Linked DNA regions of Mus musculus: regions 1 and 2 are each linked to region 3. Evidence: chromatin loops called from intact Hi-C (ENCODE). Cell type or tissue: left cerebral cortex. All regions are shown on one strand.

The links. A loop is a pair of places that touch in the nucleus more often than their neighbours do. Peaks named below come from ENCODE experiments on the same cell type or tissue, not always from the same donor. Only the 100,000 strongest peaks of a DNase experiment are listed, where the experiment ranks them.
Region 1: a loop joins it to region 3, with 2.6 times the contacts of the local background. A loop is called at or near these places in 3 of 42 quality-filtered maps.
Region 2: a loop joins it to region 3, with 13 times the contacts of the local background. A loop is called at or near these places in 3 of 42 quality-filtered maps.

The regions. Positions count from the first base shown.
Region 1 is chr3:8,286,196-8,294,195 of GRCm38, forward strand. No RefSeq gene overlaps it. Among named protein-coding and RNA genes, the nearest start is that of Gm24614, 140 kb to the right of the region's middle. In left cerebral cortex, no CTCF peak of the experiment used is centred here; DNase peaks (open chromatin) are centred at 4,444, 6,262 and 7,024.
Region 2 is chr3:7,530,400-7,538,399 of GRCm38, forward strand. All of the region lies in intron 7 of Zc2hc1a (zinc finger, C2HC-type containing 1A), which reads left to right. Among named protein-coding and RNA genes, the nearest start is that of Zc2hc1a, 31 kb to the left of the region's middle. In left cerebral cortex, a CTCF peak has its summit at 4,907 (motif pointing right); a DNase peak (open chromatin) is centred at 4,912.
Region 3 is chr3:8,510,290-8,518,289 of GRCm38, forward strand. The region is part of intron 1 of Stmn2 (stathmin-like 2); the gene reads left to right. Among named protein-coding and RNA genes, the nearest start is that of Stmn2, 4.8 kb to the left of the region's middle. In left cerebral cortex, a CTCF peak has its summit at 3,583 (motif pointing right); DNase peaks (open chromatin) are centred at 79, 179, 865, 1,451 and 3 more places; H3K4me3 peaks cover 3,493 bases; H3K27ac peaks cover 3,269 bases.

The sequences.
Region 1 (8,000 bases), 220 kb before region 3:
CCTGTATGAATCATCAGTTGGCAGCTTCTAGTCTCATTAGACCACAGACTATTGGTCCACCAAACATGTCTCATACACACTTCCTGATGGCAGGAGTCCTTAGATCCAACCCACTCTCAGGAATTCTGTGTTCTTCTGGCCTCTCAGGCTCAGCCTATAGCTTCCCCCAACAGCAGGGCAGTGGACATTAAACGACCTGCAGCACCCCTTTCAGTGACTAGAATGTGTTGTACTATGTTATCTTGATATGTGATGGCCTCTATCATACCAACGTGCATTTTCCTATAGCCACTGAGAATGTATTCTCTCTGGTTCTGTTGACTCTGCGTACTTCCTTTCTCACTGTGCCTCTTAGGGTAAGGCTCTCCGTTTGACCTGCTTCTCAGGTAAGGCGGCTGTGCTCTCCTTACTAGAGACATGCACAAGCCCTATTCTTCCCTTTTTGTCTCAGAAGGCCAGGCAAGAATTTTAAAGCTCAAAATCAAGAGTGAGTCTTGAGTTAGTAATTTTTCTCTTACAGATATTTTATCCCTTCTCCAGGAAGGCCATTAACTTGGGGTAACAGAACACTCACTAAGTAAAAGGAAGCACCAGGAAAAATCACAGATGTACATATCATTTATGATATACATCATAAGACATATGTTATAATAAATTATATATTAATATGTAATATATGCATATACAATTTCCTACAATCCTATGTTTCTGGTGTAAAAGCATAGCATTCTTACTAAACTCAAAATCACCAAACACAACAGCTTTATAAAGCACCTTGCCCCCATCTTAGGTGAATAGCAGCAGGATACACTAAAAAATAAAGAAACTTTTGTCTGCAATGTTCTTATTTCTTCAAATGCAAATAACATAGAAATTTGAAAAAGAAGAAAATCTGATTCCAGCTCCATGTCCCAAGGAAAATGCATAGAGCTCAATTAACAGCATAGAAAATGATGTTTCAAGAAATTGATGTCGTAACTGAATCAAGATTTCCAAATGCCAGTTCACAAATGGTCTTTGAGTCTTCCTGATATTTATGTGTGTCTAAATATAGAACATAAAAGGTTTTTTAAAGCATGATGTGTCTTATTAAAGGTGAAGTTTTTCATCTCCCTCTTCACTGTTTCTCCTATCTGTATGCACTCAAGGATTCTATACGTGTATTAAAAATCAGATGTTACTCTTAGTCTTCAGAAGCAGATTCTGACATTTCAGGTGCTTCTATGATCCAAGCCTTATTGTTCTGATTGATTAACAAATTACCTTCCAGAGAGTCTACTCATCAAACTCACTGGACAATAATGCTTGGGAAACATTGGCCTCCCCTGAGTGAGTTCCCACAGGCAAAGCCTGAGTCTGTGCTGTTTATCATTGTCTCCTGGGGTCTGGCAGAGCAGGTGGCATATGTGAGACACGAGTAAACAGATTCAATGAGTGAATGGTCTTCCTGCAAGCAGGTGCTCACAGCCTTGGGGTTATGTGTTCCGCAGGGTAGCAACTCTATGAGTCACCACCTTGCCTTCTGCTATGGTTTAAACAGAAGATGTCCCAACATGGCCTCAGTGTGGTCAAGCCTTGAATGTTGGGCAGTTGGGCACTGCTCTGGGAAGTGATGGAAACTCTGTGGAACAGATTCTTTCTGGAGGAAGTATCTTGGGGTGAACTTTTGGCCTTCCCATATTCTCTACTTCCTGCCCTCTCTGAGATGAGCACCCTCTGTTACAGACTCTTGCCACTATGATGTTCTATCTTGCCACAAGCCCAGAATCATCAAAGCCAGTGGTCATGGGCAGAAACTTCTCAAAGTTGTATAGATGTTATGCTTGGTCCTTCCTCCCAGATCCATGCTCCCAGAAATAAGACTCAGATTTAAAATATATTAACAAAGCACCTTGGCTCTCTGCTAGGCTCACCTCTGACTAGAATCATGATTTACGATAGCTCATTGATTTTAATCTGCATCTATCACATGGCTGCTTATCTGTGTTCAGGTCCCTCATGGTCTCCTCCCTCTTCCCAGGCAGCCCTTCCCACACCTGACACTATCCCAGAAGTTTACCTACTCCCAGATGCCCCACCTTCTATTTCCTGCCTAAAACGTTGACCATAGACTTTTATAATTGACAGCTGATGCATATATACGCAAGATATTCTCCCTACAATTGTGAGCAAACATGACCCCAACCTCCTCTGAGTTGTCTCAGCTATATGTCAGAGCTATAGAAACATAATTAATACACTCTCTGAGAGCCTTTCTTTTTTTTTTTTTTTTTTTGTCTCACAAAGCACATGTTCTTCAGTCTAGAATGAAAGAGAAAAATAATTGAGGGTGTATCATTTCAGAATGCCTTAATCAGGATATTTTTTCCAGAAGGAAATTGGATTGTGTCCAAGGAAACAAGGTGTCTGCTGGCCGCTTGCCAGTCCTGAGGTCTGCTGTGCTCACCATGTTGAGACTGCCTTGCCCTTGGTCCTGAGGGAAAACTGATCTCACTCTAGGAAACACAGAAGCTCACTGACACACCCTTCTCTATTCTTGAGAGTCTCTCCTTTTATGTGGGTCCCTATGTCTAGAAAACTAGAAAAATGTTACTCATTTTCAAGACACTAATGCACAAAATTTGTTGAGAATAAATTGTTCAAAAATAAAATGAACCTTAAGAGGTGTGCTGCTGGCTCCAGTAGTGTACTAAACAACAGGGAGACAAAGAGCACCTAAAATAATAGCTACTCAGAGGCACTGTGTCACTTTGCAGAACTCATGGCTTCCTCCAACAGTACACCCTTTCTCTGATGTTTCCTTTCCAGTAATCAATAAGAGGTTGCTTGGAGTAGTTGTGACCAGAGCACACAGATCCTTCTGAGAATCCACCTTTTGTCACCTCACCCCATGTCTATTCAAACTTCTGAATCTAAGTTCCCAGGTCTGAGAAATCTCATCATCCCTCATTTAAACAGTGAGAGATGGTGTGTTCAACTTTTCTCATTTTAAATGATCAATGAGACACAGAAATCATTGTTAAGCATAACTGGGACCCATTATACCAGAAACTGTTGAGTGCAAAAATAATTTCAGTAATCACTTATGATGATCAAATGTGTACTTTCCACTAAATCACAAAGGCCCAGTCATATTTGCTTTTTAGTCCAAATCATTATTTTATACCCAGCCACTGAAACTTCCTGGAGGTGCTAATTTTCTTTACTTTTCAAACAGCTTTTTATTCATATCCTCCCTTCTTTGTTGTCTGCTCATTTATCTGTATAAAACTGTGTTAACCTAAAACATTTTAGTGCAGATCTTTCTGTGACTGATGGTTCTCCAGCAGTTATGAAAAGCAATTCTTCTATCACTATTCATGCCACCTTCCTTTGCCTGGGAAACCCCCAAATTATTTTTCTTAATTCCAAGGCATCAGAGCTCCTGTTTCCATAAAAAATTCATAAATACAGTCTGAGTTATAGCATTAATATAGTATGCTTCTGAAATGCATTAACTCACCATGAGTCGTAAGTTTCTGTAAACCACAACCCTCCCCCCCCCCAAAAAAAGCCTTTTCAACTTGTTTTCGCAGCTGTTTAAGGCCCTTCCTTCAGTGTAGATTTCTGCTTCCTTTCTTCATATGAGAAACATCTCTTGGTTCTCAGTGTCTCTGTCTTGATCTTCCACATAATAACCTGAAGTTACTATAATTCATTGCCAGATAAAAGTACACCTTTTTATTTTCATATATTTGGTCCCTAAACAGGGTATTTAAATGTAATGCTATACTGACAAATTCTTAATCTCTCCAACCATATTTTAATTCATTTTTCATGCATGAATTATTTAGATCTCCTGGTAGCGACAAATGTTGTAAGACCATAAGAATGTAGATAATAGCTTAAGAGTGACATGAGTTCAAATCTAAGCTGTACCTTATATATGGGCTTGCCCAATGTGCTAGCCCTTCTGAGATTCATGTGTCCACTGTGATTGCTAAGTAGAAGATCACAACCCTTCACTGGAAACAGCTTATTGCTAGTTGCTGGATGGCTTCATAACTGCTATGGTTAGGATATGTCCTCCAGATGTGTATAGTTGGAAACTGATTCCGCAGATTTATATGTTAATGGTATTTGGATGCGGATACTATAGAATAACTATGATTAGATACAACTATGAGAGTGGAGCCTCTTTGATAAACATCATATAAAGGTACAGAGCTCAAGCTAGCTTGCTTGCTATGTCTTAGCACAGGACACAATGCCCTCCTTCATGCTATTTTGTAGCAAACTGTCCCTGTCAGATGTCTGCACCACACACTTGAACTTTCCAGGCTCTAGAATATAGGCTAAATCACCTTCTGTTCTTTATAAGTTTCTCAGTGGGTAGCATCCAGTTATAGCAACAGCAAGTAAGGAAGGTAATAAAATCCTGATGGGGTGTTCTAGCAATATTTACTCACTTTTTTCTCATTACCATAACCATTTCCTCAGTTGGTTTCCTTGGGTGACTTCCACTCAGTGTGCAAGCACACTATAAAACCCTCCAAGACTTCTTTGAGCCCCAATTCTAAATTTATCTTTGGGCATGTACAAAGGAGAGGGGAGCAGATGGAACAATGAAAATCATATGCAAGAGGTTAAACAGGAACATTTTCAAGATGGAAAAGAATTAAAAATCACCCTTTGAGAAAAATGGTTCCTTTTTAACATACAGAAATTTTAAAATATTTTTTTAAAAATCTGATCAGCTTTAATTTTAACCATACAGACTCCTGTCTCTGACTGCCTTATATAATTAAATAATGGATGATTCCCAAACCACTCACTCTTCCCAGGCAAATTTTCTTTTCTGGTATGGAAGGAACCATTCACACTTCTGACTATTAGAATGAATCTAACTAGAGTCAAAGAATTGTTGTCTGAAGTGGATCCCTAGCACCACTCCAAAACCAACATGCCTTTTCAGGAATTCAAAACTGATAGAACAATTAACATGATATAAAAGAGGTATATAGACAAATGTAGTCTATCTAAATAGACAGCAGTCAGTCATAAACATATTTGTAATTGTTTACCTAGGGCTGTCATGTCATTATAATTGTTATGGACTACCACACTTAACACTTTAGCACTTGACCTGTGGCTTGTCTAAGTTGAGATATGTTTTTGAATGTAAAGTATATATTAGATTCCAAATATTTGGTAAGAAAAATTCCAAATATAATCAATAATTCATTATGATTAATTATTGCATTAATAATTCATAGTTATCAATTAATCAACATTTATGTTAGTGTTAACATTTATTATTAATAATTGTTCTGTTGACTACATGTAAAACTATTTTTCAAATTTAAGTTAAATGAATATATTAACAAAATTAAATGTACAAATTTGTTTTTTCCTGCTCTTAATGTGGCTATTAAAACTTTTTAATTACACATGTGCTTGTACTTGTAGTTTTACTTATATTTTTTGTACAGCAGTGATTTAATGACATTTCAGATGCTAATGATTCTAGGAAAAAGAAACTTAAGGATCCTGGTCAAGTCAAAAGCCCTTGATGCTCATCACTCCTTCCTGTTTCTACAGCCTTGTCCTAGAGGAAAGCCCAGTGCAGGACCTCTGAAGGAGACAATGGGTACCTAAAGAACTCTGTCTTTGCTTGGCTACCAAATCCATGCTCTCTACCACGTTCTGAGTTGGTTTCCCCAAGTCATGCATTTATAACCATAGCCCACTAAAGGAAGGATCACACTGTCTTTATACCTCATTCCTAACTACTACCTATAAATATCCAATAGCCTCATTCTGTTCCAGGTCCAAGCCATTACTTGTGTTTCCTGTACTTCTTCTCCTCTGCCCCTGGGCTTTCACTCCATTTTCCCCCAATTCCTCTTTATCTCTACAGGCATTTTTTACACTGTCCTTTGATGCATCTCACTATATGTATTCTTGGTAGCCCCTCAAGACTAACAACGCCTTAGAAGGAGAGTTACCTCCTTAAGCTTAAGATTATTAATTTACCCAACAATGCTTGAAATACGTGGAATGCTATTTAAAGAGTGCAAGATTTTCTGTGGTGGAATGTTTCTTCTGCCTGAGATGAAATGTCTGGCTCAGAGAGCAGAACTATGAGAAGTGCTATCTAGGCAACTGCACTGCTGCTCCCCTCTCGCTGTTGGTGATATATGGCACCACAGCTTGAGAGAACTCTACAGAGCACTCATTTTTCATCTTGACTTTTCACTTAAAAAGATTCATAGGTTGAAAACAAGCAATAGATATCATGACTGGTAAGACCATCCCAACATCTTTCAAGACCTACTTGTTTACTGGAGTAGATTATGTCACACTTCAAGAACAGACTCATTTGATACATACAGAAAGCAATTTCAGCATAGAAAAAATACTTACAAAGTCCCCAAGAAACATCAAACAACAGCTAACTCTAAAGAAGACATCTTGGGAGGATTACACTAACTTTTCCATGGAGCCAGATTGATTATGTTTGTGCATGTGATAGTTTCAGTGGCATGATGTACTCCAGGATGCTAAAAGCCTGGCTTCACGTGTTCTTTGATTAGGTATTCATCTCATTGACGGAATATGTTAGAGCTTACTACTTTTTGTACAAAAAAAAAAAAAAAGAGTAGTTGTTTAAGGCTGCTGATTTTCTGAGATCAATCAAGGGAATTCACATAAGAGTGGCTAAGCAGATGATTTTTAAAAATACATGATCCTTAGTACAGTATTGAAAAATAAAGTACTACAGCCCCATCAATTAAAACAGAAATACAACAGTGTCCTAAGTGTTCCTACAAGGGTATTTTTGAACTAACATGTAGTTGGTGGACCAAGAAAAGCAGATCATTCTCCAAAATGTAGGTGGATCTCATTCAATCACTTAAAAACCTAAATTAAACAAAAAGTCTAACTCTCTTCAGTTAAGGATGAATCTTTTTCTTTCTTAAATGCACAAGGGCTTGAAGTGACACTTTTGTGCTTTCTGGGCTTTGATCCAGGAATCTCATGAAGCATCCCTGGTTCTTAGCCTCTCAGAAATGGGTGAAACTATATCCTTAGCTTCCCTGGCTCTGCAGCCTGCTGACTCATCCCATAGATATTTAAGGATAGCAGCCTCCAGTTCCGGATAATAAATCCCTTTAGGGTCAGAAATGTAGACTTTTGGATATGTCTCCTACTGGTTCTGTTCCTCTGGAAAACATTTACTCTTCTATTCCACCAAATTCCCTGATCATAGAAAGTAAACACAAGTCCTATTGACATTTTGCAGAAATTTAATTAAGTAGATTGTCCAAGTTTATGTGGTTATAAAGACTCTGCAGAAATTAAACCAAGCCCAACTCCAAAGGACTAGTTCTTATATTCTGATGTTCTGTCTTCCAAAGAGTAATTCTATGTACAGCAAATACATTTAGTCATACAAACAAACAGAAATGTGGTAGATATTATAATACCTATGTGATTAAACCACTGTAGGAGTCAAGGTGCTCTGAAGGAACATAAAAACTAATAGAATAAATCTATGTGGATGTGAAGAAAAGAGGTTTATTGGAGTGGCTTACATGTGTGGTCTAGCTAGTCCAATAAGGGCCATGTACCAATGGAAAGTGAAAGAATACAGTAGGTGTTCAGACCACAAGAATGGATATCTCAGCTGTTCTTCAGTATATTCTAGAATCCAGAAGTGTATTCTAATGCTAGTGACTCGCCACTGAGATTGAAGACAAAAGGGCAATGAGCATAAGCTTTTTCTTCCATATCCTTTATATAGGCTACCACCTGAAGATGTGGTCCGAATTAAAAGTAGGTCTTCCCACCTCAAAAGATCTGGATTAAAGGTGGGTCTTCCCATGTCAAATAATTTAACTAAGAAAAAAATTCCCTTGGTGTACTCAGCCACTTGGGTTTTACTTAATTCCAGATTAACTCAAGTTGACAACAAGAATAGTCATTGCAGCCACTTAGTGCAATTTCTGCTGCTGTAA
Region 2 (8,000 bases), 980 kb before region 3:
CTCACTATGTAGTATTGCATAGGCACAACAGCTAACTCAAAACCTTTTTACCATAACAAAGAGAATTGTTTTTAGTTAGGATATAGTCCTTTTAGTGTTTTAGGTATTGCTAATCATAAATTAGAAGCAGTATTTTTTAATACTTGTTTTTACTGATGGTTTTCTCTTTGGTTGGAGTAAGTGGTATGACAAACTTTAAGTAAACTGTGCACAGAAAGCTGGCTGATAGGATTTTTCAAAAAAGAATTTTGGGACTGGGTAGATGGCTCAGTAATTAACGTACTTGCTGTACAAGCACAAGGTTGAGGGTTCTGGGACCTAGAAGCCTTGCAACACTGAGTGGACATAGCAGTCTGCCTGTGTCTCCAGCCCTGAAAGGTATTGTCTGAGTCACCTGATTCAACTGGCTAGCAAGATGAGCTTTACCAACTAACTCAGGGTTTGATTGAGAGACCTGATTCAGTGAATAAAGAACAAGGATGATTCCTGATACCAACTTCCTACATGCAGGTCACACATCCAAAAAACAAAAAAAAAAAAACACCATCAAAACAAAAACCACATGCATATCTATGCAAACACCACACCCACGAGACAGAGCAAGCACAGGGGTGAGTGGAAACACACCTATTATGGAGGTAGACAGTGGGGCACTTGTGTTCTACTGTGCCACTAAGTAAGTGTGCAACCTTGAGTATGTCTCTCTGAAGACACTTGGTGACTGTGTTTATAAAGACTTTCATAACTAATTTAAGAAGCCTGATCAAAAACCTGACTTATATGATCCCAAAGAGAAAATATGTTTTACTAACAGGCAAAGATTTTGAACATTTGCTTTTCCAAGTATTCCATGAAATTTAACACTTAGGATGCCCCATAACATACTAAATTGGCAGTCATATATGTTCAGATTCCAATTGTCTATATAGAAGGCCCTTCTCCTTGAACCAGAGTCATTGTTTGCTTCTAGTCAATATATTTTCTGTATCACAGTATTGATTGGAGATTACTATTCTCCTGTTACGAGAAGCAGTCAACAGCTATCTACAGAGTGCCAGCTACCATTTCTGTATTAGAGTCTTTAGAGCAGCGATTCATTTTATTGTTGTCTTTAAGTGTAAACACCATGGTGATCTAATTGAAGGAAAAAAAGAATCCCTACCTAAAGGTCTAGTGTTTTTATGGAATGATGGCAAAACTAATTAATCAGTAAGTTAAAAATTTCATCTATAAACCAGACTCATAGAAAAGTGGTTCTGTAAAAGACTTTCTTAAAGTTTGCCTGACAGTGATGTTTTTCAGTTATGCATTGACTTATATTGAGGTATTTGGTTAGTTGTAACATTGAAGGGACTGAAAATCATCTGAGCTTGATAAATGTTAGCACTTCATGATCCTACAGCTGTTTCAAGCATTGTTTATAGCATTTAGCATCGTTCACTTTACTCATGTATTCTAGTCTTATGCATCATATATTGGTATCATCACATTTTAATGTTTGTACTTGGAAAAAGTCTTACATTTGATAATTAAGTTCTAGATAACCTGTGGTTATTTCTATAGTTTTTTTTAAAAACAACATATTCAAATAGATTTTTCATCCTAATTCTAAAATTTAGTTTTATTTAGCCGGGAAATTTTCAGAAATATGATGCAACACTGAGTTATTAAATTCCGTGGCATCTGAATAAGATCACAAACTGACACAGCTGTGTTCTTGCAAGCACTGCTTACTAAAATGTTTGTAATTTTAAATATATACCAAACGTATCCTTTCCAATAGCTGAATTACTGTCTTCAGTAATTTACTTCTGTTACTGTAAAAACATAAACCTGTCTATATTTGATCATAGTAGATGAGGTAAAAAGTAGAGCTGCAGGGTACATACATGTAAAGAACATTTCTGAGTGCCGGGGACATGTGTATGGTAATGTGTGCGTGTGTGTGCAGGCCTGGGTCAGCATTGACTGTCTTTATCTCCACATATTTTCAGCCAGGATTTATCATTGGATCGCTAGTTCATCAATTCTGCTAGCATGGCTAGCCAGAGCTGAGACTCTCCTGGCATCCCTGGTATCAATGCACGGGATGATACAGGATGATGCTCAGTCTTGTACATGGTTTCTGGGGATGCAAACTCGCTTTCTCCTCTTTCCCGTGCAGCACTTTTCTGACTGAGCCACCATCCCCCCAACCCTGGAGAACATCTTCTAATAAAAAATTGAATTTGATTATCAATATGTTATGGTTTTAAATTAGTAAGAAATGTCACTAGATTTTGTATGATAGGAACATGTTCCTTTAATTTTTTCTTTGACATCTATTCATTTTGTATGTGGATGTGTATGCCAAGGCATACAGGTGGAAATCATGGAGCAGCTTTTGGGCAATAGGTGCTCTTTTTCTCTCCATGTGCGTCCTGGGGTTTGAACTCAGGTCGTCGGGGTTAGCTGAAAGCAGCTTTACCTGCTGAGCACCTCACCAACCCTAAACCCTTTTTCTTTTGTAGAATAATATTCTGGCATATGAACCTAGCATTTTTAAATGATTGAAGCTATTGGGTTAGGGTGTTTTGTTTTGTTTTGTTTTGTTTATTGTGGAGTTGATACACAGAATTACCTGTCATGTATTGGAATACACACGCGCACACACACACGCACACACATGCACACACACACGCACACGAGCGCACACGCACACACACAGACACAAACACACGCACACACACACAGAGACACACACACACACATGCACACACACGCACACAGACACAGACACACACACACGCACACACACGCGCATGCGCGCACACACGCGCGCGCGCGCGCGCACACACACACACACAGACACATACACAGAGACACACACACAGGCATGCGCGAACACACACACACAGACACACACATGCACACACACACACACACACACACACACACACTCACAGATCATTCTAGAGCTTTAAATGTCATAGACTATGACATAGAATGTCCTAGCTATACAAAGATTGATAAAATGTAGAGATCCATGAAGTAACAGATGGTACCTGGTAAAATTTTCCAATGTGATTCCAGAAATCCTCTTGATTATGCAGCGATCTGTGCTGCTTTCTGTCGTTAAAGACTCTTCATTAACAGGGAAGTTTGTCAGTGGACTTCTTCTTTATATCTTTATATCCTTTATGCCAAGGAGCTTTTCTTAGGTTGAAACTTACTTCAAGCCAGAAATAGGTTAAGACTATTACCAAGTATTCCCTAAAGTAGCCATTCAGCTACGAAGACTTCGAAAACTCAAAACAGTGCTGTAAAAAATTTTGATAAGTAATTGCCATTTATAAATTTTAGTTTGTATATACAACCTAACAATAGGAGATTGTAGCAGAACATATAATTTATTTTAGCCCCAATAAAATTTACTAAAATTTGGTCTAAGAAACATTTGAATTATGTTTTGCCTAAAATGTAATCATTTATATAGTCAGTATTTACACCTTTATATAGGGTTTTTAAATGTATATTACAGGGGGTTGAATGTAACTCACATGTCTGGCAGGAACAGTCCTTTCACATAGTTTTCACAGTGTGACCTGACCCTGGGCTCTCTATGTGTACTGAAGGAGACAGTCATCTTAGAGAACTACCTGGATTGTTCTATGAGCCTAAGCATCTCTTTTTGCTTGCCAATTCACATGTAGGATTTAAATATTTGTTACCATAATTAAACAGTCTGTTTTTAGTTAAAGTTCATGTTTGTTCTGTGTGGTGCTGTGGCTTAAAGCCAGAGCTTTAAGTATGCTAAACTGAAATTTTCTTAAAATATAATTTTAGTAACTATTTCTCTGAAACAGATTTTATTTCTTACTCATAACCCACAGATGCATTTTAAAGGTAGTATTTGTGACAGTATTGCTTTAATAATCATTTAACATTTAACAGTTCAAAGAAAAATAAGACTAATTAGAATTTGAAGTTGTTGGATTCTCTAATCTTTTAAAATTAAAGATAAATTTAATCTCAAAGATGTGTAGAAATAATGTTTAAAACATTGACTGAAGGCTGTTTGTAATGTGCACACTACTACATACATACTGTGGACACCAAGTTTGACTACATACACAAAGAACATCAAATGACTGTAACATTCCTCCTGAGAGGCCCTTACAATTTGGACTGATAATCAAATTCTTTTTCTATACTAACCTCTTTAAGAACTCCACTCTTTTGTTTGTTACTCTGTTTTATGAAATTTGTAGTGTCTGACACATCAGATTGTTTCTCTAAGGCTTACTGAGTAACTTAATAAGAAAAAGATTAAAGCACAATTGGGTGAGCAGATATCTCTTTAAAAGAATATATGTTTGCATAATATGTATATAGAAGTGTGTGCATATAGTGTATGTATATATATATGTGTGTATAATGTGTATATATATTTGTGTATGTGTATATGTGTATAGATGTGTATATATAATTATGAATATAGATGTGTATGTATAATGTATGAATATAGATGTGTGTGTATAATGTATGTATATAGATGTGTGTGTATATAATGTATGTATATAGATGTGTATGTATAATGTATGTATATAGGGTGTGTTTGGGTGTTTGTACATGTTTACACACATACATTTGAGACTGGATCTCACTGTGCAATTTTGTATGTCTTAGAACTCACTATGTAGACTAGACAGGGCTAAAATTCACAGTGATAGGATTAAAGGCATACACTACCACACCTAGCTTAAAAATATGTTTTTAATGTTACATATGGCATGTTTCTTACCAGCCATTTCAGATAGTTTTTCTAATTTGTTAATTTTCCTATTCTGTCTTGTGAATTGGTATTTGTTGATGGTAGATGATTAGAATATGAAGTCTCCAACAGACCTGCAGTTAGCACTAAGGTCCACTAGATGGAGATATTGCATACTTTATATTTTAAAAGGTTTCACAATGGTGTGGTTAGTTAATGTCTCCTTGGGCTTCTTTCCTGTGACATTTAGAATGACTATGTCTTTTAAAGTACAGATCATGGCTTGCCTTTTCGCTACATATATTTCAGAAATAAACTCATTGCTTATTTGAGGGTGAGATAAGGTAAATATACAAGCATTCCACATTCAGTTATTGCAGTTTTTAAATGCAAGGAAAATCAAAGAAAAATAATAGAGATCAGCAAAAATGAAAATTATGTTATTTGTGAATAAAAGCATGAAGTTTCTTCTAGCTTCATGCAAAACATACTTTTCTGATTTATTCCCTACTCAGGATAAATATGGCATTGAATCTGCGTAGAAAGTGGCAAGGTGGCCTGAATGGCCTAATGATGGCACTATATGTACTCAGATCTGTGGCCAGTGTTTTGTCTTGGCAGTCAGGTTATTAAGGGAAGAGGGTAAATTTCTAGTGAACCAGAATGTCTTTTTTTTTGAAGAAAAATAATCCTTATGTCTACATAATTCTTTAGAAACAAGCAACAGTAGCAGTCTCCTTATGGGTACACCTTTATATATTTTGATAGTAAGATGGACAAGTTAGGCCCTCCACTTCGAACTGGAAGATATGTGCAAAGGTTGTATGGCAGTGATACAAAGTCAAACAGTGCCTTCAAAAGACATGAGCTAGTACCCGTTCGCAAGTAAGTACTTATGATGCAGTTTGGTTAGCCTTTATCAGATAGTTCTTACAGGATCTATGTTATAGAATACTGTAATTTCCTTACCTTCTGTGTAAAAATAATCTTCTCTTAACCATTTAAATCTGTTATAGTGCTAAATTGGCTTCAAACCCATAAAATATTTTTATAATTATTAAGAGTTTCTGTTAAAATTAATCTCAATCATGTTTTTATTCTGTTTAATGTTAACATTTGGCTGGAATTGTGACAGTCACTTTCAAAAGTCATTTTTATGAATGTAAAGATTGTTAGGAGTAGTAACCTTATAAGGAAATGTGGAGACCGAATTATATAGTGAAGCAGAAGATAAACTATAGCTAGGAGAAGAAGATCCTTCAGGGTCTATAAATTCCACGTGATGTCCCAGAAGAGATATGATATGCATCAATTCTGGCCTGCTGGCCAAGAAAACTGGCAGTTGGATTCATTCTTGAAACTCCTTGTAGCATGAGATTTCACGATTCAGAGATTTGGGCTTACAATATCTGTCAGTTTTAGTCCTCATTTTTCAGTGATGAAATTAGGATGTAACAAATGAATATTTTTACATTTTTTAATTTATCATTAACAAAGTTAACAGTGCATCCTTCTTATCATCATGAAATATAATGATAAATTTAACTAGGCATGCAATGAAACAGTTACAGGGAAAGATTATAACATAGCATGGTTGCATCTTTGTAATTAGTGGTCATTTGTGGAAGGAAGACATTGTGTTCTGAGCCTTGAATTGATGCATGTGTCAGGGGAAATTGTCTATGAAAAAGATGAAGTGCAATTTCATAGTTAATCTACTTTCTTAAGTAGATTATGTTTGTATGTTTGAGCCATACCATGTAAAATTCACATAAACATGTAGTATAAATGCTTAACTAGGTTGAGACTGGGAAGAAAACTGTTTTGAGTATTTGAACAACATGTAAAGAACTGATCAGCAGAGTTAGTTCTTTCTGCTCTTTGCAGAATGGCTCTTGTTTAGAAGATGTTAGAAAAATAGCCATACAATATCATAGATGTTTAGGCTGTTAACCTCATATGCTTCTTTAATTTTAATCATTTAAAGTTGATATATTTAAAAATATTTTTTATTTATGTATCTTAGTATATTAAGGTGATGATCTGCCTGACAATACTTGTAGAGAGTTTGAAAAGAAAAGTAAAAAAGCACAGCCCCTATTTGAATGCCCCCCCGATGAGTTTTATAGAGAGATATTAACTTAGAAATGTATGACATAATTCTAGTTCTACTTTACAAAAGTAGACTGGAATAAACCTCATATAGGCTTGGGACCATTTGAAGAAGTCTTAGGTATCTCATAAATGCCTGTAGGGTGCGTTCTTCCTTTTTGCTGAAGAAGTGACTACTCAGAACAACTGAGTGTTGAATGTGGGAGTTGTAGTGTGAAAAGTTCAAGTACTAATCTAGCCACACAATAGCATTACAGATTGCACAGGCTCTAGACACAGGTTCTCCAAGATGGACATGTGATACAGTATATTTATACAATATCTCAAAAACAAAGAAGACGTCATGGTGAAAGGAGATGATATCAGTATAGTTAGTATAGTAAGTTTTTGAAGGATAGCTACTATCATATATTTTGAAAGTAGTTATTTAACCTTTAGGGTGCTTCCACATTTACCAAGTAAATAGAGTAGGAAGAATTTCACCCAAAAATTGGGACCCTTTAAAGACTTTGTAGTTTGTTTTTTTTTTTTTTTTTTCTTGCTTTTTGCTTGCTTGCAAATAAACTTAGTCCTAAAAGAAGAGGCAGGGACTGATGTCATACTGGCTTTCCGAGTCTTGATTCTGTGGCATACGTGGAGTCACCTTGGTAAAGTTACTTAAGTGCTTTCTGCCTCAGCTGTCTCAGCCAGCATGAAGTTATTTGTTAGAAGTAAATGACTTGGTCATGCAGTACAGGAATGTGTTTAGGGGATAGTAGTTAACTATTGAAGGTTAACAAAAGTAGTCCTGTAATCAACATGCCGCATTTTCATGGGAGTTTACACCTTAGAGCCTTTCTAATGGTGACCAATTCACCAGTGAGGAAATTCAAGTTACTGTTATTTTTACTATTGCTATTACAAAGCTAATTTTAATATAAATATGTAAATTCCATAACTTTTCATAGTAATGTTATATCATAGTATAGATGTATAAGTTTCTATGATTCCTAAAGTTTCATAATGTGACTTGAAAATAACCTCACTTATTTCAGATATTTCATTCTATGCAGGTGGTGAAATCAAATCAAATTTTAGTAATTTATTTTTCCTCACTCTCAGAAAATGACTATTATGTGAAGTAGCAAGCACATTT
Region 3 (8,000 bases):
GGAGAGCGTGCGCGGCAGGGAGGGGTAAAGGGACCTGGCTTCCCAAGGCGCCGGGGTGGGGTTTCTTTGTGTGTGAAGCAATGGTGGGAGTGTGGGGGGGGGCACCTGCAGCGCTGGGCATACTATGCGGACAGCCCCACCCTGTGCAGAGTCAAGCTGTCCCCACCCGGACCCAGCTCCACACCCTCAGTAGAATGGGGGCCTAATGGGGAGCTCAGCACAACACTGAAAAACCCAACCCTGCGGGAACGGCAGAGCCCCGCCACGCCCCACTCACTCATTAGCAGCCTGCGTGCCTGACCTGACCGCTAACCTCAGCCGCTCCACCCTGGCCTCATTGTTCTTCGTTAACATATTTTTCAGAACCACATTAAATAGGATATTTAAACATAGTGGCAAAAAAAAAATCAAAAAAGGGAAAGAAGCAGGGGGTGGGGGAGCTATTCTGAACTCCTTGGGTCATTTCGGGGGGAGGGGAGGGGGCAATTAGGGAACCTAGAAGGGTATACAGAAAATAATACAGATAAAGATGTGTAAGGGTGACATAAAGCAAAAGAGGTCAAGGTCTTTAAGATGAGCCTCGTGCAATTTCAATTTTGTGGGTCAGACGGAGCCAAATCTGTAAAACCGCAATAGAGTCCAGTCTAGATCCAGTGCCATCGTTCCGAAAAGGTCCTGTGCTTGTTTCCCTAGGGTAGACAGCCTGGGAGGGGCCTGCACTGGGGAAGCGGCTAGAACCACACACACACACACACACACACACACACACACACACACACACACACTAGATCGAGCTACTGATGCAGAGCAGGAAAAAGGATATGGACTGGCTCCACCCTGCCCTGCCCCACCCTGTCTGCGGAGCCCTGAAGACTCAGGCTCCAGGCTGGCTCCCACGAACTTGGGTGGGGCTGCTGAACAGTCTGCAGTCCGGGCACCCCTCTTTCTAGCCCCGCCTTCCAGAACAGCCCCAAACCCCTCAGGGTGTGCACACATCTGCCCAGGCTCAGGGTCGCAGGACTAAGCCCCTCCCAGCGGATAGAGGCTGTGCAGAAAGGCGAGCCAAGCCTGGCCGCACAAAGACGCAGCCGCGCCCTGCTGGGCCCCTGGACCACAGAGGTGACCCCCTTCCCTGTGGTTCGGGAAGGTGTCCTTGCCCATGCAGAATCCAAGGACCTTTTTCCCAAGCCCAAGCCCATGGCCTTGTGTTCTGGGATAGAGACCCCACTGAGGGTCCTCCAATGGGGCGTGGCTCGACCCCACCCCTCGTTGCTACAACCAAAGCCAGTGAGCTTGGGGAGCAAGCACGTGGCGATCGCGCGTGGACCCGGGCCAGCCCTGCAGCTCTCGCCTTCCTCTCGGAACTGGGCTCTCGCCCCCACAGAGTATCCCAGGAGAGGGTTCTGCGCAGTGTCCTGAGCTACTCTCGGTTGCCACAATTTGCTATCAAGTCGCTTGTCCAGAAGGGTTCTGATGGGGTTTGGGGAGATTTTCCTGCTCTGTCTGTCCCACGGAGAGGTTTCAGCTGCAGACGACTGGCTAGTTACTCCTTGTGACCAGAATTGTGATTCCTTAGAAATCATCATGATTATTAGTCCAAGACTCACTTATCTCCTCTTAAGTCTCATTTGTTCAAAAAGTATGCTGGTCCCTTTTGGTACCGATTAACCCCTTGCCACTAATCTTCCTGATCATCTTTGCCAACCTCCATCCTCTTCCCATACACAACCACAAAACAATTCTATCTGCTTCTGTCCATTTCAGTTTCTATAAAGCAGATGCATTTTGACTTCCCGTTGCTGTGTTGTATGTTCTTGTGGGTGGGATGTGTGCGCTGGTACTTGCTAAGGACAGCCTATGCACCAGATGATCGCTGGGAAATTCTCCACAGAGAATTGTTTTTGTTTCAATGGGCAAAAATTATATATAACTGAGATGTTATGCCCCTCCACAAGAGGATACAACACATACATACATACATACATACATACATACATACATACATACATACATACGTTTATGCACGCATTTTTTATTGTTTCCCCCCAAAAATTCCTCTTCCAAGTGCTTTTTGATACAGTCTCAATTCTACCCAGAAAAACGGATCGTAAAATGGTGACCACCAACCAATGAAACTCCCACCCCACAGATGACAGGTGCCAAGGTCCCTTCTGCCATAATTAGACCGCACTTGTGAAAGTGAGAAGAGACATTACCTCCGCAGTGAAAAGGGTGCCGTTTTGGGTTTTGTTTTTTTTAAAGCATCCCATTGCAAAGGGTAATCAATTAATCTGCAAGGACAGTGCTTTTTCTCCTGATTCATTAAACAATCTATGTATTCAGCATGTTTGCTCTAAGTACATATTGTACCGCCCATTATCTTCTCAAATGGGGGCACAGTATAAACTAAAGCATAAACAATTAGAAATAAAAAATAGAAGATTTTACCAGGATTTCAGGGGGGAAATAAAGAAATAAACGGAGCTTGATAATCAATTACAAATATCTAAGTCATACTCGTAGAGTGGGTGGCAGTAAGCAGGGTTCTGCCCTGTGAAGCACATCGTCAGGCTCTGGAACAATGATGTCTATCATTGAATCTGTGGTGTTTGCCTGCACATGTTAAAAATCTATGAGGAAAAGCATGTTTTTAAATGACCGTTAAGATTCGATTCGTTGTAGATTGAAAAATTAAATTCTAGACCTCTGTTTCATCAAAATTCCTAGCAGTTTTGCACTGACTTACTTACAAACAGATTTGTGGGTTGTTTATTTTTTATGAGAGCCATTGCTTCTTCATTAGACATTTTTTTTTCTATAGGATTTCACTTCTGGCATTTAAATGTTACCATTACTTTTTATTTAAAATTTTAATCGCTTATGGATAAATAGTAATTTGGAAAAATAAACATTAGGTCATTTGGCACGATATGCCTTTCATCAAATATCTGTCAGTTTAAAAAAATGCTGCAAGAAGTTCCATTTTATGTAGACTCAGAACATGCCCTCTCGGGATGCTGGTTCACATAATAAAATAGTTTCCTTTTGTAACTTAGAATCAAAATAGTTACTTGGTTCTGAGTTGATTTTATATCTATCAAGCAAGATTTTTGCATAAAACCCAGATGACTAACTATAAAATAGAAGATGAATCCATATTGTCTTTTCAATGATAAATATAGTACATCTTTAGGGAAATTGCTGTTATTCTGTCCATGGATGCTTTTATTCCCTTAACTGAGATAAAATGTATGTTCGTGTCACTCCAGTAGCTAGTTGTTTGTGAAAGGCTAAATAAAATTGGTCTCAAAGCATGTGGCAGCTAGCTGCACAAACCCAGACCTGGGTGTGGTCAGCCCCACAGGGATAGTTAATCCGAAGCAGCTTCCCACCAGGTTTTTTGTTTGTTTGCTTGTGTTTGTGGAAAAACACGCACTGTTGTTACGATGTAATCTGTAACATTGTATGAATGTCTGATCCACAGAAAACACTCAAACCCAAATGCTTCCAGAACCGAAGCTATTTGCCTCCTAGTTCTTGCAATTGGGAGACCATGGAGTCTGCACTAACTTTTCACACCACTAGAGGGCAATCAATGTCTCTATGATTGATTTTAACCAGGCTACAAACGCTAACTGCTAAAAATAAATAAATAAAATAAAATAAAAAGTTTTCTTTTATTGGAATCATTCGATTGTTGATTTAATAGAATAATGCCATGCTTTGCTCTTGTGAATGAGAAGGGCATGCACATATCTACAGTGGGATGAGAGATTGCAATCTACAAGTTGGCAGAGCCCCGATAATTAGTCCCTCATGATCTTTTTTCCAGTTCCATTACAGCATAATTATTATATCATTTATGTTACTTCTGGGGTTGTATGGTACATAAATGGTAGAAAATGTCAGTAGTAATAGCAAAATTATTTAGAAACAGATGTTTTAATTTGTAAGTAAAGACATAAATTAAAACCATTGTTTACTGATTCATTTATTTAAATATGCCCCATGCTAGGAACAGCTCTAATGTCAGAAGCTCCACCCTTAAAGGAAACTGCAAAAAACAAAACAAAAAGTGAGTGAAGCAGGCAGGAAAACGTGGTCCTGAGGAGGTGTGGCCAGCCTGGCAGCAGCTGCTCTCCATCTTCCCTAAGGATACCTTTTCAAACCAAATCTAATGGGATTTCCATCCAATTGTTGTGCATGTTCAACAGTTATGATTTATATATGACATATTTATAAATATATACAATTATACTTGATAATTGTTGGGAAATGACAGAAAATGGCCTTAAAACCTTCAGGAGTTTTACTAGTATAGTAAATAACTGATACCAATTTTAAAGAAAAAGAAATATATGAGTATAAATTAATTGTAATGATTATCAAAGAAAATCGTTTCAATGTTCAATAGAAGGGAAATTATTTTTTATATACTTTACAAAACTATAATTTACCTTTAAGGTGTTTAATACTATCATGTAAATATGTTTCTCAAACTCTAGTTCAGTTCTCATTGCAGTTTAGATTCTCTGAGGTATGACTGAGGGAAGAGGCGCCTTCAACTCTGACAACCTGCACCCTGATGCCAATTCCAGCCATCAAGTTACCACTGTTAAAATAGAGCGATGATGAGCATGTGCCCCTCAGAGGAAGTCCACTGTCCTGATGAGCATGTGCCCCTCAGAGGAAGTTCCACTGATGATGAGCATGTGCCCCTCAGAGGAAGTTCCACTGTCCTGACTTTTAAATCTGTGGCAATGGATTACAGAATATTTCACTTCCAAACTCATATGCATAGGGATTTGATTCCTCTGAGGATATGTATTCTGTGCCATCACTCTCTCTTAATTAGATTGTTTAAAATATATTTATATTACAGGACTCAACAGAAGGCCTTTGAGGAAAATGGTGGGAGAAATAAGCCTGGCTCTGTGAATATGTGTGTGGGTGGGTGGGTCTGTGACTCAGTTAAGAAAAATAGGGGACTTTCAGGATAGCATTTGAAATGTAAATGAAGAAAATATCCAGAAAAAATTGTTAAATAAAAAAGAAGGGATAATATATAATATGATATTACTGTCACTTACAAATGATACACAGAACAGAAGTTAAAACCAGAACCTTTTAGATGCAGGATAATGCACAAATTACTAGACACTTAACTCCATATGGGGAAGAAAGGAAAACAGGTTAAAATCATACTGAAGTTAGTGTATGTGCATAGATAGTACTTACCAAATTATTCCAACAGAGCATTTAATCCTAGATGTTGCATGAAAAAATATTAAGCATTCACTGGGTTATAAGGAATTCACTAGGTATGACCCTATTTTGGAAAACAGATTAGGTTTGGTATGGTGGTGGCTCATGCCTGCAAATCCCATCACTCAAGACCTAAAGGTAGGAGGGTTTTAGGTTCAAGGTCAACCGGGGCTATACTGTGAGACTCTAATTTAAGCCAAATAAGTAAATAATTTTGCTACTTTCTTAAGTCAATAAAGAACCTCCATTATTCATCATTACTCCTCTAAGGATGTTGGTCTAGAAGGGGAATAAATAGGTCATCAAGGAATATCATTAAAAAGATCATGTATCCGTCTCCCTGTGCAGTGAGTGGCAGGGCAGAGACATGATACACTTCTGGAAACTCTGTCCTGCAGCAATGATACTAAACACACAATGTCTCAAAGACAGCGTTAAAACCAGGATCCCAAATAACAATTGGCCCAGGCGGTTGGTAGACTACAGGGACAGCCCAGAACTGCAGTAAGGTTATCTTTTGTTTGTTGTTTTCAGTGGGTTATTCCAGGACTTTCCAGGTCTCTGGAAGCTGGAAACCCTTAGATTGGTAGTTCTCAACCTTCCTAATGCTACCACCTTTTAATACAGTTGTGGTAACTGTACATTGTGGTAACCCCTAATCATAAAATTATTTTGTTGCTACTTTATAACTGTAATTTTGCTACTATTACTAATCATAATGTAAATATCTGCTATGCAAGATGTCCGATATGCAGCCACCCCCTAAAGGGAATGGTTACACATAGGTTGAGAACGTCTATTTTACATTGTTATAGTTGCTAATCTCTTGTTTTGTTTGGTGGTTGTTGTTTTTGTTGTTGTTGTTGTTTCTGTTACTGTTGTTGCTGTTGTTTTATTTTTAAGAAAGCAATGCTAAGACAGCATGGCAGAGGTTGTGTGTGAATGGTTAATCCTGGAAGTTTTAGAAATAAAAATTAGAGATAATAGAAATGTAAACTGAACACATGAACAAGAATATGTTAGTTCTGTAATAACAATTTTACTGCAGTGTTGCTTTAAGAATCATTGTTCTTAGATGCAGACAAACTGCATCTTTTAATCCTTGCATCCACCCCAGGTATTTAATTTTAATCTTTAGTTTATGAAAGAAACTTAAATCTAAAAGAAATACAGCCTAGGCATCTACATTTAATAAGACTATATATTATTTCAAGTCTATCTTACTAGTTCAAAAGCAAACGCGCAGGAGAGAGCTGTGGGAAAGCTCTGACTCCCTTGTGAGAATTTTTTAATTATCTTTAATAAAAGAATCTGGCCCTGTCATTTGTCAAGGAGACATTTGCAGCAGTAAAGCCAGTGTTTATAATAACCCATTTTCATTAGTCATGATTAAAGATAACATTTTGTGTACATTTGTTATTAATTGATGCATCTCGGCACTCCTGGCACTGGTCACCCGGACTACGCATGTCTGAGATTTGTGCCTGAGAGAAGGCACATGGATGCTGTAAAACAGAGCAAAATCCTTAGCAAAGTTTTTTATTTACAATTTTGTTTACCTTGGGGAAATTATAAGTTCCAAAATCTGTCTTTGATATAAAGCAGGTGAGTAATAGGGCTGATTTGTTTCAGTGATAGACTGTCTGAGTTTCCCTCTTTGCTGGGTCATTTGCAGAGCCTTCAGAAGTTCCCACTTAACAATCGTCCTTCTGCAACCATTATACTTGGGGTCTTAAAGTCTGTGCTATTTTCTCTGTTGTCCAAGAACTAAGGAACAACAAATGGTTGACACTGTGAGCCACCGAATGTCCTTCTATCAAAATGAACATAATTGGGTGCAATCTCTTTAAATCTTTTCTCCAAAATACATTTTACAACAAATATTCTGAAGTCTACACTAAATTTTGATTAGTAATTACCTTGTTTTTAAAAATATTTTTCTATATTGACATCAGTAACAAAGTTTCATTTCTATCAAATAAAATTGCTCACAGTTAACCTAGTTGTTTTCCAGCTGAATTCCTTAGTAACAGAAACCGAACTTCCATGGGAGATGGGGTGGGGGGGCTAATTGATAAGATATGTTGACTTAGAAAATTGAGACCAGGATACACCACCTCTGGTATCAGGGAGTACCAGACTGGTGGCAGCCTCCAGGAACGCGCCTCGGGACGCAGTTCAACATGCAGCAATTTGTTTTATTTCCAATACAAATATCTATTGCCATTCTGTAACTCTGATAGCAAGGCTGCAGCTGTGGTTATCCCCTCCTGATTACCACAGTGCAAACGTGAAAATTACTGCAGTCAATTAAAATCTCTGTGGCAGATCACAAAACCCACACTGCTGTCTCTCAAAAAATTGTTTCTCCTTTCTCCTTCAATCAGAATTCTTCAATTCTTCCTTTTATAATTTTTTAGAAAAAAAAAAGCAGATAAGCCCAGAAGATTAGAAATTGTTTGGGTTCTGCTTGTTTTGTTGTGTTGTGTTTTGTTTTGTTTTGTTTTGTTTTGTTTTGTTTTGTTTTGTTTTTTAACAGATGTCTCAGCAGTTAAGAGCACTGGTTGCATTCCTAGGGGACCCAGGTTCAATTCCCAGAACCCACAGGAAGGCTAACAACTCCAGTACTAGAGGGATCCAATGTCCTCTTCTGGCCTCTTCAGGCACTAGACACACAGGTTGAACACAGACTGACATGCATACAAAACACCCATACACATAAACCAAGTATCTTT